Linked DNA regions of Homo sapiens: region 1 is linked to region 2. A link is an interaction called in ENCODE POLR2A ChIA-PET data of the cell type or tissue named here. Cell type or tissue: A673. All regions are shown on one strand. Each heading gives the region's core, and the rest is flanking DNA. Links, peaks and the distances in the headings are about the cores only.

Region 1 (2,926 bases), core at 110-2,609, 330 kb before region 2:
CTGAGTTCCTTCTATAGGCTCTAGGGAAGAATCTGTTTCCCTGCCTTTTCCAGCTTCTAGAGGTCACCCCCACCTTCATTCCTTGGCTTGTGGCCCTTTCCTCCATCTTCAAAGCCAGCAACCTTAAGCTGAGTCCTTCTCAGGCTGCCCTCTCTCTGATCTTCCTTCTGATTCCTTCTTCTGCTTTTAAGGACTCTTGTGCTTACCTTGGGTCCACCTGGATCATCCAAGATAATATCCCCATTTCGAGGCCATCTATTGATGATAACCTTAATTCCATCGGCAACCTTGATTTCCCTTTGCCCTGTAACCTCTCAGGTCCCAGGGATTAGGACATAGATATCTTTGGCAGGACATCCTGTCTACCACATTCTCTTTAAGTTTTTTTCTAGTTTCCTGGTTTCTTTTAATAACTTCTCAAATTATGCCCATGAAGTTGGTTAATAATGTCCCATCTCACTGGATAAACTGAAGCACTGAGGGATGCCCAAGGCCTGCTTAGGGCTAACCGAGGATACCAGTCAGGGTGAAATCTACTTACTCACTTCCAACCTGTTGAAGAATATTTTCAGTGGAAAACAACAAAATATAAGAAAGCATGTATAGTATAATTACAACCTCATACAAGCATATCCTGTGTATAGTCATGATGGAAAGACTGGAAGAAAATAGATGAAAAAGCTAATAATGGGAGTATTAGGGTGCTGGGCATAAGATTACAAATAGTTCTTTCTTCTCTCTCTTTTTTTTAAAAAAATAAAATCAAGTTTTCAGTGATATAGATTATATTTCTAAATAGAAAACATGTTAAAAATTAACTAATTTTCTGGCACCCACCCTCTTCTCATGCATATTTCCTTAGTTCTTCCCTAAAGTTATCCTAGACCTAACCACCCACTCAAAAGTCACTCTAAAATATAAAAGGAGACAGAAGGGAGCCAGGGAGGGAGTTTCTGGAACAGGAAAATAAACATGACAGCAGGAGGCTGGCTATGGATGGTTTCAGACTGTTCAGGCCTGCCTCGGCTTTGCCAATCAATCCCAGCTTCGGGTTTCTTCTGCAATGAGTAATTAGTGTGCACGGGGTGGCCTATTATCCACATTCCACCATGAGTGCTTCCTTTAACGAGGGACTTGCTCTGGCCAGTTGCCTTCCTGATGCATATGAGGTCTCTGAATGCAGAGGCATGAAGGGGACTCCTGTGTAACTGTCCCTTCCCCCGCACTGGCTGTCTTGTCCACCTGCTCTAGTGCTGGCCACTGAAGGTTTTCAGAGGATAGAAGGAGACGGTAGGGCTTGTGCTCCTGCCCAGCAGATATGGGGTGGCAGGGAGCCAGAGTCCCCAGGAAGGCAACAAATCCCTAGGTAGCCAGCTGCCATCATACCGCAGACGGTGGCCCAGCGTTTGTGTGCAGGACTCAGCAGAAGCGTGAAGAGAGAAACCCCCAAATCCCAGAACTGGCAGGCACAGCCCTCCACAATTTGGCCCCACCCACTTCCCCAGGTATATTTCCAGCAGGGAGCCTGGCTAGTGACCCTGACTTCCCCTCCCCTGCACCTTCTCCCCTAGAGGCCTCTGCTCACCTAAGCCTGGAAGGTCTCACCCTACTTATCTTTACAAGACTCAGCTCAAATTCTACCTTCTCCAAGAAGCCACTCTAGATTTTTCCCAGTAAGAAGCAGTCACACTCTCTGCCTTCTTTATTAGGAAATCATAATCTCACTCTCTTATGGACAGCCTTGTATCAAAATGTCACTGGGGCACAAATCCGCCTCTTTCACCAGATTGTGCACTCCTGTTGGGTAGAGGTTACAGCCCCCCCGCCCCCCTGGCCATATCCTTGTAACCAATATGTCATTAAACAATTTGTTGAGCATCTGCTATGTGTCAGGCACTGTTTTAGGCCCAGGGCATTTCCTAACTACTCAGACGTTGGCTCGATTGAATGGAAAAACCCAATAATGTCTGCATTTTACTGCTGACCACCTGTGCTGTGAGCTGCCTGCTCCAGCCAGAAGTCCTTCTCTCAGGAGGGGCACAGCTGGCATCTCCTAGCCCTCAGTCTGTCTTGCCGGAGTCAGTGTTCTCTGGCAAAGGCCAAATCTTAGAACACGGTGACTGATCATTGTCGTTGCACCTGTGCATGTGTGACTGGAGCCAGCCTTGGGGCTGCCAGGTGAGTGCAACTGGAGTAGAGGTCGGGGCAGGGTGGGAGGGAGAGGAGAGAAGCCACTTGCAGCTGTGCCTGGAAAGCATCCTCCATCCCCAGCGTGACTTTGATCAGCCTCATGCAAACACTGCTGCTCTCAGCCAGCCCTTTCTCTGCAGGTTTAATTTTTGGGATTCTGTGCAAATGATAACTCTCTCTCCTATCTATCTTTGGTGAGCATATGTTCCTGGATACAAGGCCATAAAGAAGAAAGTCGTGAAGTGGTCTGAATGTTCTCATTAATGCAGTGTTGTAACAAGGCTTGATCCCTGACCAAACCATTCAGCATCAAAGATTTGACCAGCCATATGTCATAAATGTAAAGGTACAACTAGGATTGCTAGCAGCAAAAATTAGGCTTCAGGTCCTACGAGAGCTCAATCTGCCTGGATTTGTAATCCTGTCTTGATGACTCACTAGCTGTGTGACCTTAGGGAAATTATTTGATTCACCTGTGCCTCAGTTTCTTTATCTGTCAAATAAGGATGACAAAAGTACATACTTTACATGCAAAAAAAAAAAAAAAATGAAATTGGACTCTTACCGTACACCATTTACAAAAGTTAATTCAAAATGGAGCAAAAACCTAAACATAAGAACTAAAACTGTAAAACTCTTAGAACTAAGTTTTCCCCTAGAGTTTACAACCATAGGGGAAAAGCTTCATGGCATTGAGTTTGGCAATGAGTTTTTGAATATGATATCAAAAGAACAG
Region 2 (2,926 bases), core at 254-2,753:
CAAAAGACTTAAAAATGAGAGATTAGGAAGGAGGTCAGTTACAAAATAAAAATTACTGGCTTTATTATATACATATAATAAAACAAAACATACTCGAGGAAATTCTGCTCAGAACTACACCAAAAGTGTTAAGGAAGTAGGAATAAGTATAAAATGCATATAACCCATATGATGCAAACTTTAGAACTCTTTTGAAGGGTCATGAAAGCAGTAGTAAAGTGAGAGGTTTTATTTTTGGATGAGATGCGTCAGTTGTAAAAATGTCATTTCTCTCTTAAATCATTAATCAGCACAGTGAAAATTCAGTACAGTCCCCAAAATATTCCAGTGTAATATTTACAATTTGATAAAATAATCCCAAAATTACTTCAGAAGAATAAACATAGGTGAGCCAGGTAAAAAGAGAGATTTATCCTTATATATTATAAAATTAAACAGATCAATGCAACAGAAATATGCCTGTCGGCTAGAAATAATCTCAAGTATATATGAGAATTTAAGATATAAAAGTGGGTGTTTCCATTCAGTTGGGAAAACAAGACTTGAGTATCCGGTAAATGTAGTAAATGTTTACTGGCTTCGTATTTGTAGGAGAAAACTAAGATGGCTATACATATTCTAATTCTGGGTGTATTAATGATGTCATTAAAAACTAGAACTGTGTGTATGTGTGCGTGTGTGTGTATGAACAAATTAAGATGAGTCTTTTAGGCATAGAAAAAGACATAACATCAAAACTGGAAATTAGAAAGTAAGATATGTTTGTCAATATGATAATTCAACAGTCCCGAACAGCAAATAAAACAGTGTAAACAAAATGAAAATACGTAACAAACTGGGTAAAAATATCTGCAACATATGTGATAAAGTGTTGCTGCACTTATATATAAAGGAACAGTTGTCAAAGGATAAAAATTGTCAAAAGGATATTTATATTTTCGTCATAAAAGAAGTAGAAATGGCCAGCAATAAATGAAAAGATGATCATTTAGCAAATACATTTAAATTAAAAAACAACAGTACAGTGTTTTTCTCACCTATGAGATTAACCTATGCAAACCTAAGGATTACATTCAATGCTGAGCATTGATTAGGATGTAGGAGAAAATGTGCGTGCAGTGCAGGCAGGAATGTAAATTGGACCTTGCTGGAAGAGAGTTTGTCAGTATGTATCAAAAATCAGAATGGCATAGTCTTTGCCTAGGAATTTATCCTAAGCAAATAGATACATGAATATATGTATTCAAGGATTTTTCCTATCCTTTTTAATATTAAAGAATTGGAGGCTGAGTGTGGTGGCTCATGCCTGTAATCCCAGCACTTTGGGAGGTTGAGGTGGGCGGATCACCTGAGGTCAGGAGTTCAAGACCAGCCTGGCCAACATGGTGAAACCCCATCTCTACTAAAAACACAGAAGTTAGCCGGGCGTGATGACAGGCGCCTGTAATCCTAGCTACTTGGAAGGCTGAGCAGGAGAATTGCTTGAATCTGGGAGGCGGAGGTTGCAGTGAGCCAAGATTGCGCCATTGTGCTCCAGCCTGGGTGACAAGATCGAGACTCTGCTTCCAAAAAAAAAAAAAAAAAGGAATTGGAAAGAACTTAATTCAGTACGTAATTTGTTAAAGTATATGCACAGTAGAGTTCTAGATAGTTATTAACAATGATGTTACAGATCTATACTTACTGATGTGCAAAAGAGTAGGTGCCACCAAGTGGTTGATCAGTGATTTTCACTTTATTTCTATTTTTATTTTTGTACTGTCACAGTCTTGTACAATGACCATGAATTACTTTCATAATCAGAATAAACAAACATTTTAAACCTAGTCATTGCAATCTAGTTTCTTTTGTCTGTAGTGTCGTGTAGGTACTTGTGTTTCTCTTACAGTAACTCTTCATGTATGAAAGGTTTTCTGTTCATTCCATAGTACTTTTATCTACAGAGTAGGAAATCATGATTACTCTTCCTCTATATCACTTAATGTTTTTATTGCTTTCTCTAAAAGAGGCAGTATACGATAATTCCTGGGATTAAATCCTGCCTCTTACATATGAATTTGTGACCATGGGTAAATTAACCTCTCTGGGTTTCCTTATTTATTTATTTTTGTTAGGATTGTTGTGAGAATGAATCATCAATTAATATACAGAAAGTGTTAAGAACAATGTCTGGCAGTTAGTAAGCACCTGAAAAGTGTTAGTTATTGTTATTGTTATTGTTGACTCCTCAATTCTGCCTTCTTCTTTTCTTTTCTTTTTTTTTTTTTTGGGATACCGACTTTTGCTCATATTGCCTAGGCTGGAATGCAGTGGCATGATCTTGGCTCACTGCAACTTCTGCCTGCCGGGTTCAAGCCATTCTCCTGCCTCAGCCTCCCAAGTAGCTGGGATTACAGGCATGCACCACCATGCCCAGCTAATTTTTGGACTCTGTCTTCTTATGTACCAAGACTCTATTTGCGCATTATCTCTGGTCTTGTTAAAAATGAATTTCCTTAATATCTGTTAAAGAGTGAAAGACTAATATAAGTACTTAATGTATAATTGTTGGTATTTGTGTATATATGTTAATTATTATAAAGGTTCAGAGTTGATGTGCAAAATCAGATTCACAACGCTTAGCTACTTTTCTGTGTTTTTTTGATAGGTTTACTCATGGGGTAGCAATACCTTTGGTCAACTTGGGCATTCCGATTTTCCAACAACAGTTCCTCGTCTTGCAAAGGTACTTTTGTGAACTTGATAGCAACTTATTCCACAATTCTTAGCTGTAACACCTTATACTTCTCCATTTCTTATTTTAAAATATCGGGGGAATTTCATACGTACAACCTAAATTTGTTTTGGTTTTCATAAGAAAATTTTTAAAAACAGGAAGCCACGTGTTTTCAAGCTAAATATCCGTTTTTTATGTGTTTATATTTCT

What was found. Peaks named below come from ENCODE experiments on the same cell type or tissue, not always from the same donor. Only the 100,000 strongest peaks of a DNase experiment are listed, where the experiment ranks them.
Region 1: POLR2A ChIA-PET joins it to region 2 with 8 read pairs; 2 of 35 experiments call an interaction of 5 or more read pairs at or near these places.

What each region holds. Positions count from the first base shown.
Region 1 is chr2:202,082,662-202,085,587 of GRCh38, reverse strand. The region is part of intron 2 of KIAA2012; the gene reads right to left. Among named protein-coding and RNA genes, the nearest start is that of KIAA2012, 11 kb to the right of the region's middle. In A673, for the core only: no CTCF peak of the experiment used is centred there; a DNase peak (open chromatin) is centred at 1,057.
Region 2 is chr2:201,749,511-201,752,436 of GRCh38, reverse strand. It overlaps ALS2 (alsin Rho guanine nucleotide exchange factor ALS2), which reads left to right. Exons shown (of 34, transcript NM_020919.4): 8 at 2,648-2,725. Among named protein-coding and RNA genes, the nearest start is that of ALS2, 30 kb to the left of the region's middle. In A673, for the core only: a CTCF peak has its summit at 1,695 (motif pointing left); no DNase peak of the experiment used is centred there.